Regions from separate parts of the Homo sapiens genome. Here region 1 is linked to region 2. A link is a contact called in ENCODE Hi-C or POLR2A ChIA-PET data. All regions are on one chromosome and are shown on one strand. Each heading gives the region's core, a stretch centred on a gene start or an enhancer-like site at or near the end of the contact. The rest is flanking DNA. Distances are from core to core; before and after follow the strand shown. Region 1 overlaps FMNL2 (formin like 2). Region 2 overlaps FMNL2 (formin like 2).

Evidence for each region. A loop is a pair of places that touch in the nucleus more often than their neighbours do. ChIA-PET counts read pairs that join two places held with the same protein, here RNA polymerase II (POLR2A). Pooled maps may share reads with other maps.
Region 1: a loop to region 2 is called in a map of B cell, with 2.0 times the contacts of the local background. The contact joins two enhancer-like sites. A Hi-C loop is called at or near these places in 7 of 168 maps with a recorded cell type or tissue (B cell, CD14-positive monocyte, Caco-2 and 4 more), 11 of 37 single-sample maps with no recorded cell type and 6 of 50 pooled maps. POLR2A ChIA-PET finds 5 or more read pairs at or near these places in 4 of 52 experiments (GM12878, MCF 10A, PC-9 and 1 more).

The regions. Positions count from the first base shown.
Region 1 is chr2:152,464,944-152,470,368 of GRCh38, reverse strand. All of the region lies in intron 1 of FMNL2 (formin like 2), which reads right to left. Among named protein-coding and RNA genes, the nearest start is that of FMNL2, 130 kb to the right of the region's middle. Within about 2 kb of position 3,253, at least 15 of the 41 ENCODE cell types and tissues checked have a DNase peak (open chromatin) inside an H3K27ac peak, as active enhancers do; they include B cell, CD14-positive monocyte, GM12878 and 1 more, where a contact is called at or near this core.
Region 2 is chr2:152,405,928-152,411,151 of GRCh38, reverse strand. All of the region lies in intron 1 of FMNL2 (formin like 2), which reads right to left. Among named protein-coding and RNA genes, the nearest start is that of FMNL2, 73 kb to the right of the region's middle. Within about 2 kb of position 3,716, at least 21 of the 41 ENCODE cell types and tissues checked have a DNase peak (open chromatin) inside an H3K27ac peak, as active enhancers do; they include B cell, CD14-positive monocyte, GM12878 and 1 more, where a contact is called at or near this core.

The sequences.
Region 1 (5,425 bases), core at 2,004-4,503, 60 kb before region 2:
TAATAATGGTTAATATTTATTGAGCAATTACTAGAGAACAGGCCCTGTGCTAAGGGACATACACATCACCTGAGATTACGGGACTTGCTCAGCTCACAAAATGATTGAAAAGGCAGAAATGGAACCAGAACCCAGGTCTTCCCACTTCCTGTGTATGCCGTAAACATTGCATTATTCAGCCTCAAATATCACCCACCTCTAAAATAGCCACCTTTGTCCTTTATTAGGGAGGGGAGAGGCTATCTTTTAAGCTAAGTTATTCAAATCTATTTGAAATTTTAAAAGAAATAACACAGACACAAAGCAGGGAGGGTATGGTCAGGAAAGGGGAAACCAACAAACACTTAAAGGAGACATTCATTTTTAAAAAGGTTTCCTAGGAATAAATTACCCTCATTAATAAATGCAGTGTTTCAGTTTCATGTACTATTTCAAATCCAATGGTAGTTAACTACTCTAAAATGCAGTATACAGCCAAATACGGCACACCATAGAATTACTGTGTTTCTCTATGACGGCATAATGCTTCTTCAGACTAGCCTTAGGATGCACATACTGCTCCCATTTTACAAGGTGGGAAAACTAAAGGACGGAGACATTATTTTCTTTTTAAAAAAATTATAACCAGAAAACATAGCAGAAGAAAAAGATCAGAACATGTATTTCCTTACTCTTAATTGCATGCTCAATTAAGCAAAGAATTTTCAATTGATGACCTCTCCAAGCGGAGCATAAGGACACAGGAGGTTCAGCATTTCCACCCCAATTTGACAACCACTGGACAGGCCACGCAAGGGGGAGCAGAAGTCCTGAGAGTGAATAGGAAGGCTCAGGCAACATGCAGAATAACAAAGAAATGGCATGAGTCAGAAGACGGGTGCAGCTGTGGGTGCAAACAAACATTTAGGGAGCATGTGGGAAAAGGGATACTAGCCAAGGAGGCTAGAGAAAAGTAGTCAGAAGTAGGTGGATAATGAGAGGTGTTGACAATAGCTGTGTCACTTCTCAAGGCATGGGGTGTCCCAAGGCAATGCAGAGACTTAATTCTGATTCCAGAGGCACTGACTTCCTCCTCGGTGTTACACATGATATCAGGAAGAGCTGAAATGACACGTATGCAAAGGTTCTCAGATGACAAGGGAAGTGGTGAGCAGCAGACAAGAAGGCAAAAGAAGCCAGGAGGAGGCCTGTCCTGGAGGGCTTCATATGCTTAATTGCAAAATCCACCCAAAAGGAAGAAAAACGAATCAACAGCGTCAGTGTATTCCAGCTCATGGCAGAAACAGGAAACTCAATCTGAACAAGAGTAATTGGCTCATGTTAATTTTCTCCACTTTCATTTTATCACGTTGTGAGTCAAAGAGGTAATTTACAGAAAGGGCTATAAAGCATTGTGTATGTTATGTGGAGTCTATTATGCATCATTATTACTTCATTTATATCCTAAAGTACCAATTTCAACAAAGTAATCAGGTTCCATTATCTCTCCCCATTGAATGAGTTCTCTAGCCAGCTCCCACCCTCAAATCACCTATTCAATAATTATCTTTTGAGCACTTGCTTCAGTAAGGTATTGTTGTACAGGGGAGTATTCACATCTATGCTCTAAAACAGCATTGTCTAAAAGAATTAAAATGAGAAGCACATATGGAATTAAATTTTCTAGTAGCTACATTAAAAAGTAAAAAGAAGAAACTGATTTCAATAATGTTTTGGATATACTGGCTTAAATAAGGTATATCATTTCAATATGTAACCAACATAAAATTATTAATGAAGTAGGGGAAAAAATGCAAAATAAGCTTTTGAAATCTTGTGTATTTTTACTTACAGCACATTGTAATTCACATGCTAAATTTTCAGCAGATACACTTATGTTTAGATTTCATAAAATATACAAATGAAAAAAAAACAGGTTCACATACCCAAGTTGTTCCAAATACAGAAAAAGTTTTCCAGTAACTGAAGTGTTTTTAAATGTAAATTAATTGAACTGAAATAAACTTAAACTGTTTGCTCCTAGGTTACACTAGCCACATTTCAAGTGCTCCACAACCTCAAAGGCTGGTGGTTCCTGTATCGGACGGCACAGCCCTAGATCTATACACACTCACTTTTGAGGAAACAAGAGAGAAATCTCATTATGTATCAGGGGAATTAGTTTCTTAATCAAAGGCCTCAAGGGCTGTAATAAAGTCAGAATTCTTCAGAATCCCTCAAATAAAGGTATCAGTGCTACACTGAAGCCATGACTACTCTATGCTTTGTCATTCAGGGGCTAAACCAATTCCTGGTTCAATCATTTGCCTTAGCAACTTAGGAGCAGTGATTTAGAAATGGGTAAGAGCCTGAGCTCTGGAGGCCAACTGCCCAGCTTGAAAATCCAGATCTTCTGATCACTTGCAAGTAGCTTAACAACTCCATGCTTCAGGTCCTCCTAAAATGGGGTGATGATGACAACAGTACCTACCTAACCAAGTTATTTTGACAATTAAATGAGCTAAAACACACATAGCTTAGCACAGTGCCTGGCAGATTAAGAACTCAATAAACAAATGTTGTTGCTTGCATCAACAGTTGACCAGGCCTGCTCTCGGAAGAAAGAAGCACTCCATGGCAAAACCTATTGTGTGCACACATGCATATGCTGTGTACATACTGATAAAGTCCACAGCGAGCTCACTATGAAGATGGCAATCAGAATTAACCCTATATCATTTACATCCTCCACAAACAAAATAATACAAGCACAGACAGTTCCTTAAACAGCATATACTATCCAAACGAGTGCACGGCATCAAAAGATGCAGCGTAACTACACAGGATGAGCTGCTGGTAAAGTCAGCAGCATTCACAGGGGAAAAGCTCTGTCAGCCTTCGATTTGTAGGAAACAGGGGCCGAGGGAAGAAGCAGGAGGCAGGAGAGTGGGGTGAAGTACCCGTTAACAAACGGGACAAGCAAGATTCCTAGTGTAAGCACATACGGTATTTATTAAGTTTGAGGAGTCTGGTTACATCTATTTTGAGATTTGTGTGTTTCATTTCAGTTTGCCAAAGGAATGACAATCCAACAAGAATTACTGAACAGGTTCAGCACGTAGAGGAATATGTTGGCACTTCCAAGAAAAAAGAATAAGGTGCTGGGGTAGATGGTAAACAAGCAAGATCCAGCTCTTGTCAGAAAAAAAAGAGCCAAATGACCAGCAAGAAAGGAGAAGTGAGATTCTGCCCAGGAAACGGGGCTTACTCAAGAGTTAAGGTAAGGCAGTGTCAGAAACACAGTGAAGCAAGCCAAGAACACTAAGGCTTGCCTCATTGTAGGAGTAGCTGTACCTCACTCAGCCCTCTGGCTATAAGTGAAGCTTCCCAGACTGGAGGAGGCAGGAAGAAGGAAGAATATTTCACAGCCTCAAATCTTCAGGGACAAAATCGGTGCAGGCTTATTAGGAAGAGAAGCGGCAAGCCTTAGAACACCAACCAAAAATCCATAGAAAGACATGATTTTATTGCTGGCATCCCACTCACAGCACTTCACGGGGACTGCAGAGGCTGCCATGTTTCTTTGGATCTAGTTGAGAGAGGAAGACAACTCACTTGATAAAGTACAAGGAGAGCTAAGTTCAGAAATGCCATATTTAAAGGGCAGTATATGCCACCGTCTTCTCCCCCTGCTCCTTAATACTAAGGAAAGCCTGAGGGATCTTATGAAGGAAGACAAAGGAAGTCCAGTGTTAATAGGATGGTCTTTTGCCATTTTTGTTTCATGAGATGACTTCAGCTCAACTCTCCTTCAAACCCAATTACTAGCCAGGCTCTGATTTTGACTACTCAAATCCAAAGTGGCCCACATTATATCCACCAACAATTAGATATACTACAATGATGACTGGGGATAAGGGGGCTATAAGTGGTTAAGGAGGAAGAAGAGAATTCCAGATACTTCTTTGAAGTTAGCTCAGTTTAAGAAAACTTTAAAGAGAAACAAATAAAGACAGAAAAGAAAGAAATTTTACTAGTAGTGGAAAACATTTTCTTCAAAGATAAGGTGGTTTACAAAACGCCAATGAGTCACCCAGAGGCCAGTGCAGCCCAGACCCATCAGGGGCATGTCCTCCCCCGCAGCGGGCAGGAGGGCACACGTGGTGTCCGGATGGAGGCGCCAAGTGACAGGGTTCAGACAGTCCTCACACTATAAAGTGCTGCATGGTTTACCACACCTGCTATATGCTCTCTTGAGTCTCCTAACCAGTCTCCTTATTTGCCTGTTAGGAAACCATGGCTCAGAAAGATCAAGATCATCTTATTAGTTAAGGTAAAATCAAGATTAGACCTCAAATTTCCCAAATCCTAGTCCAGTGCTTCTTCCCACAACATTAAGTTGCTTCCTGAAAATAACCAACCATAATTCTCCACTTAGCAACCTTTCTAGCAACTTTCTGGTCCTGGTCATAAACTCTCACCTCCACCATAAACTGATGCTTTTATCAGGGATATTCTATCACATCTCCATGTTCCCAAAACAGAAAGGAAGTTTTAGGGAACCCCTTTCCTTTGCTCTAGGCGCAAGCCCACAGGTGCCCTCGAGGCAAAGTGCTAAGATAAGTGTGTTGACATCATTTTCCCATGGAAGAAACCTGATCTCTCCAAAGAAAAGCCGAGTACTTCCAGTGGACAATTCTGAGCCTTCTGTTCCCCTACTTATGCCAACTGCTTAGCTTGAGCCAGATGGGGGGTGGGGATATATCCACTAACAAAATCTGGAATAATTACTGGGGTTTAAGTGCAATGTATCCTTAAAGAAACAGAAGCAAAAGCAATTAAACTATAGCACTGTACCTGGACTCACATCCAAAAGCCTCATTCAAGATACTAAAGGAGCCATTTCTCCCCTTCCCTCCATGGATTCCTTCCCTGTGCCTTTGTCCCACTTTAACCACTTTGCCCAAATAGCCCACTGACCAGGAACATCCCAGCCAAGTATTTCCAAATCTGGCTTGGTCAGCCTTCCTGCTCTCGGGCTCCTTTGAACCTCCTGCCTGCAACACACAAAATAGCACTGAATTGAGGTCTGACATGGCTCTTGTGGAGCACTCACCAACACACCAGGCTGCTTCACACCTCAGTGCCTTCGCACAGGGTGTTCTTGCCTGCACGAATGCCCTGTCCCACTAGTCAGAGGGGAGTCTTTTCAGAACTCTGCTCAACTCCCCTTCTCTATGAAGCCTCTCCGACTTTGCTGGTAGTTCACTACTTGCGCAGGGCTATGAGATCGCACTTGTTTCTTGTTGATGCTGCCATGGTAGTACTGATCCCACTGTATTACAAGTCATGGCTGAGTTCCCTGCTAAGCTGTAAGCCAAGAAGTTAGCATTCATGGCTCTTTTTAAACCTTTGTACATCTCGTGCCTAGCAGAGGGAAGCTAGA
Region 2 (5,224 bases), core at 2,467-4,966:
TCCCTTAGGAAAGGAAGTGAAAACTAACCAATGGCTTCATATGTTTTTTCTAATAGGAAATATTTTGCTGGGGGGCAAAGAAGGAGGGAAAGGAGGATGTTTCTTTTAAAGAGTATTGCTCTAATTAATTCAGAGACCAGGTGGCTTGCTCTTCTTTAACTAGAAGTAATTAAGAGCTATCAGTACACTTAGTGATTCTGTAGCAAGCACAGAGGGGAAATAATTTGGGGCAAAGGGAACTAGCAGGGCTCTCCTCCCACAACGACCCCTCTAGGAAGTCAGCAAGCTACCGTAAGGCCACTCTGCTCACAACATTTATACTTCTCTCCCAAGGGGGGGTCTCATTTCAATCAAGCAAATCCTTCATGGGGATAGGATTCACTTTTTTACCCAGAAGAATAAGTTTATGTTAAGGGAATAAAAAGGTTCAAGCATTCACCATGAGTCCGAAAAGCCAAGCACAGACAGACCTTGGTGGGGTGGGGGTGAAGGGATGGTGGTCCACCAGGCGTGAGCCCCTTGACTGGCCCACTATTGAAGTCACAGTACCAAATTCAAGATTTAGCTAGCATTCCTCCTGAGTCAGTGAGAAATTGGATCAGTTACATGTTGCTCAGCCAGGTCTGAGAATCCTGGGGCCTTGGCACAATAGCTTTCAAAATACTACATTGACTCAGCAAGAACTCTGACCATGAACAGACTTCCTCTCCTGGTTCTAAAAGTCTGATCTGGAGAAATCAGAATAAATGTAGTCCTTCCCAGAGAAGGTCTTGTCAATCAATGACTATCACTGTACTACTGCAGTGAGACGCCAATCATTTCACTGGCTAAATGAGAAGACAATGTGATGGTGTGATGTGTGAATTTGAGCTCCACTGGGAGTAGGTACTGGTCTGCTGCTAGAGTCAACACCTGTACATGTGACCAAAGCATGGCACAAAGGCACTGTGTTCACAACCTGTGCTCCATATCGACAGCAAGCACTTGGATTGACAGCTGTTTTCTGAAGGCTGAAAGATGAAATCAACACTGATGAAAGACTATTGGCTGTTCTCTAGGAAGAAGAGTCCATAAACATGACCGAGACAGAACTGTATTGTTCATTCCTGCCACCCCCGTTGCTTCTTTTCCAAAACTGTCACTTAAAAACCATCTTTTTCCTACTCGTTTTGTCTCGAGTTCACACACCTAGACTATTACTAAGCTATTATTGTTTCTGCCTCTAAAATATATCTTTGGGTCAATTTTTCTTTATTTTGATAACCCTGACTACATCCACCAGGTGCAGTATTGCATCATGGTTACAAATCCCAGCTTTGCCCCTAAGCAATATGACCCTGGGAAAATTATCTACTACTCCCAGCTACCATCTGAAAATGGTGACTGTAAGGATTAAATGGGGGAAAAACACATACAAAGTTCTCCATAAAGTATCAATGCCATCATCAGCTTCATCGTTAATCAGGGTCCGATTACTGCATAACTACTACTATGCCATGTCCTCTGTACCCAGAGTCACCATTAGCAGTCATGTTGGTGGCAACTCCATTTGATGTAACTCTCAACTATATCCCATATCAAATGGGAAACTTATCCACAAGACTGTGAAACTTCACCATGCCTTCTCCATGACCTCACTCACACTCCTTTCCTTAACTTCCCCCAGTCAGGGAAACTAACTCTCTGCTCCTGACCTCCTTTTTAAACTTCTGAAAAAAGCAGCAGGGGAGGGGCTCTCAAACTAGTTTTACCCACAGCAGAGACCATGATTTTATTACCTTTCTCCATATCCTCACCAAAAAAAACCATTGCTTATATAAAGAATTAATAAGTGGCGTCTTATCATCTTTATACTGAAGGCATTTTTGCCAGCTGCCATTTTTCTAATCCCTCACAGCAATTGAGAATTTTTTTTAAGCCTTGAATGTGGCAGTCGGATTTGAGCTAATCATTTGGAATTATACTGTCTTTATTTCTTTGGAGCATCTTTGAAGTATCTTGTTATATAAATGAAATATGGGGTGAGGAAGGAAAGGATGCACCTACGAACACTGCTTCGAAGGTTCTTGACTCATAACTTTAAAAGCCTGAGAAGAAATTTATGAAGCCAATTGCAAACCCTTCTTCCCTCTTAACCAGGAAACTTCTAGTTCTTTGTTGTTTTAAAGTATCTGCTAAGGATTGACTTTAGAAATCAATGCACTGCACAGCAAGCATTTCACCCATCCTGACAGAACTACAGATGGTCCCTGACTTACAATTTTCCAATTTTACAATGGTGCAAAAGCGATATATATTCAGTAGAAACCATAATTCCAGTACCCATACGACCATTCTGTTTTTTCAATTTCAGTACAGTATTCAATAAATTACATGAGATATTCAACACTTTATTATAATAGGCTTTGTGTTAGATGGTTTTGCCAACTATAGGCTAATGTCAGTGTTCTCAGCATGTTTAAGGTAGTCTAGGCTAGGATGTTTCATAGGGTAGCTATATTAAATGCATTTTTGACTTACAATATTGTCAATATTTTCAACTTACAATGGGTTTATCAGGGCAAAAAAAAACCCGTAAGTCTAGGAGCATCTGTATTTCAAGGAGAAACAAAATCTCACACACAATTCCTAAATTTCATTTAATCTCTGCTATAGCTTGGGAAAAACAGACAAGAGGGAAGAAAATGCTAAGCCAGCAGTTTGCCAGCAAATATGAAGCCCCAGATACTGTAATTTCAATTCTCACTCCCTGGAAGCTTTAAATGCATAAATGTTTTATAAACCAATTGACAAAGCTTACTCACTTGTCCTAAGAAACATAATACGACAAAGACACAGAAGAGAACATTAGGGCTACGATAAAGATACAAGGTAGAATTCATTGTGTTTAAAAGTGTTTTTTTTAAAAAAGTTCTTTGAAGATAAAAAGACCTAAGTGCTACATATGATTACTTATCACAACTACTCAATATCTATTATCCTACAGGCAGAATCCAAGGCTCTGTGTTAAGTAACTTTCAAATATGTACCTTATTCTGAGCTGGGAACAACACTAATCCACCTACCAGAGAAACTCTCCAACCCTGTTCTCTGCCACCTTCCAGCCCCCATATGTCACTCAGAAGGCAGAGTGACTTTTCCAACCCAAGTTACTTAAGCTAATTCTCGTCTTTCACAAACAGATCCTTCAGCAGCCCCCAGCCTACCTGCACAAAATGCTGGATACCTTGGAAGAGCTACAGGAACTGTTTCTTTCAGCTACTGAGTACCTACTGTGTGCCAGGTACTGCAGTGGTGATTGTTTTTTATTAGACACCACTATGATTAATTTGCTCAGCCTAGAAAATCCATTTCTCCCTGGAAGATGAAGAAAAGGGAAGACAAAGAGGTTTGCTTCTAATTAAGACGAAACCAACAAACAAGCCTGACCCAGGCCATGAAATTGTACTCTCATTGGTTTATGAACACCAGAAAGAGGGCTTGGTACAGCAGCAGCCAGAGCCAACAGACTCAATGGGGCAGATAAAAATTCAAAATTCAGCCAAAATGCTGAAAAGAGAAGAAACATAGGTTCCTCTTCGTTTAATGCACGAGCCACTCTGGCTACTAGGCCACAACTGAGCAGACAAAAAGATTTGGGGACTTTTCCAGTGAACCGAGAAATGTGAGCAGGAGGGGCAGGCATGAAGAGCTCCACCCACACCCCTGAAGGGAGGCGCTGTCAGGAGTCGGCAGAAAGGCAGACACTGACACACCGCATCGCCCAGGGCTGGAAGGGTTTCTCCCAAACGACTGTAAAAAAAGAAATGAAAAGGGAAACAAATAGCATCTGCTAATAGTAACTCCTCATATTCCATTGATGTTATGTTCACCCTATTACTAGAACTCCCTGAGGGTGGCAGGCATTTAGAGGAAATGACATTCTGAAGCTTCAGGGGGAAAGAAAAAAAAAACAAAAACAGAAAGTGAAAAATATTTTAGAGTTCTTTAAGATGTTAATTTAACATCAACATAAGTATAATGACAAACACTCATTAATTACCTTAAGCACTGTGCAAAGAGTTTTCAGATGCTCGGTTTCTAATCGTCCCAGCAACCCAGTATGGAAAATAATATTTTCCTGACTTTTTCAGGTGGGAAAACTGATGCTTAGAGAAGTTAATCTTTCCTCTCAAGATTACAAAGTGACAGAGCCAGGATGAAGTCTGGGTGACTCAGGAAGCTTTTTTCTTCTTTTCCAGTTCATCACATTCAATACCTTTAAATCATTTATAAAAATGTTTCAGTTATAGTCCTATGCCAGGCACCAGGAAGTAATGTGAGAAAATGAAAACAATAAACTTTTCTAAATCAGTAAGAACAAAATGTAAATGAAACGTCTTAGACTTAAAGTGGAACAGTACGTGGTGCCTGGAAGGTCATATGGTTAAATTCTAAATTTAACCATTCTCTCAGACTAAATTTGCTCATCTGTAAAATGGAGGTGATAATATCAAAAGCAATGACTCAACTCAGATAAAAGGTACACTTCCACACAAACATCATTTGTCAAAAATTATGCTACCATCATAACAATTCAAATCTAGGAGGAGAAAGTGTGGGCTGTAGAAGGAATTGAGACTACCATCTTGATGGAGCTATCAAATATCTTCAATCACATCATTTAAGTCACTCAAAAGGGGAAGAAGCCCATAACAAAATAATGGGCCTTAGCTCCCACACACCAGTCTCTTTCCTCCTCTTCCTCTGATTCTTTTCTCTACTGTTAACACCAATTGTAACCTAACAGAGTGCTAATGTCTGCTCAAGTTCAAGCTTACACTATAGCTCTCTCTCCCCACTCAAAATGCTACTGAACACAGTAGATAACTATCTCAGTTCCCTCTTTGACAAGAAAAACAACATGAATGTAAATTACATGGAACCCATATTCTATAATACTGGAATTAAAGAATAAGGATTTAACCACATTGCAGACATTCTCTACTACTGAAGGAAAAAAATGTGCAGCATACACTTATAGACATAGGGAATCATAACATTTCAGAGCCTGAAACAACAAATGAAACTAATCTAATCCAGCCTCCTTTTGTAGTCACAAGAGATATATATACCTTGCCCAAAATCTGTCTTAAGGCTAAATTATGACAGAATGTCCTGAAAATCAGAAGAATTCTTACTCTTCTACATCCCCCTAGCTTCTGAATAACAACTCAATGTATAT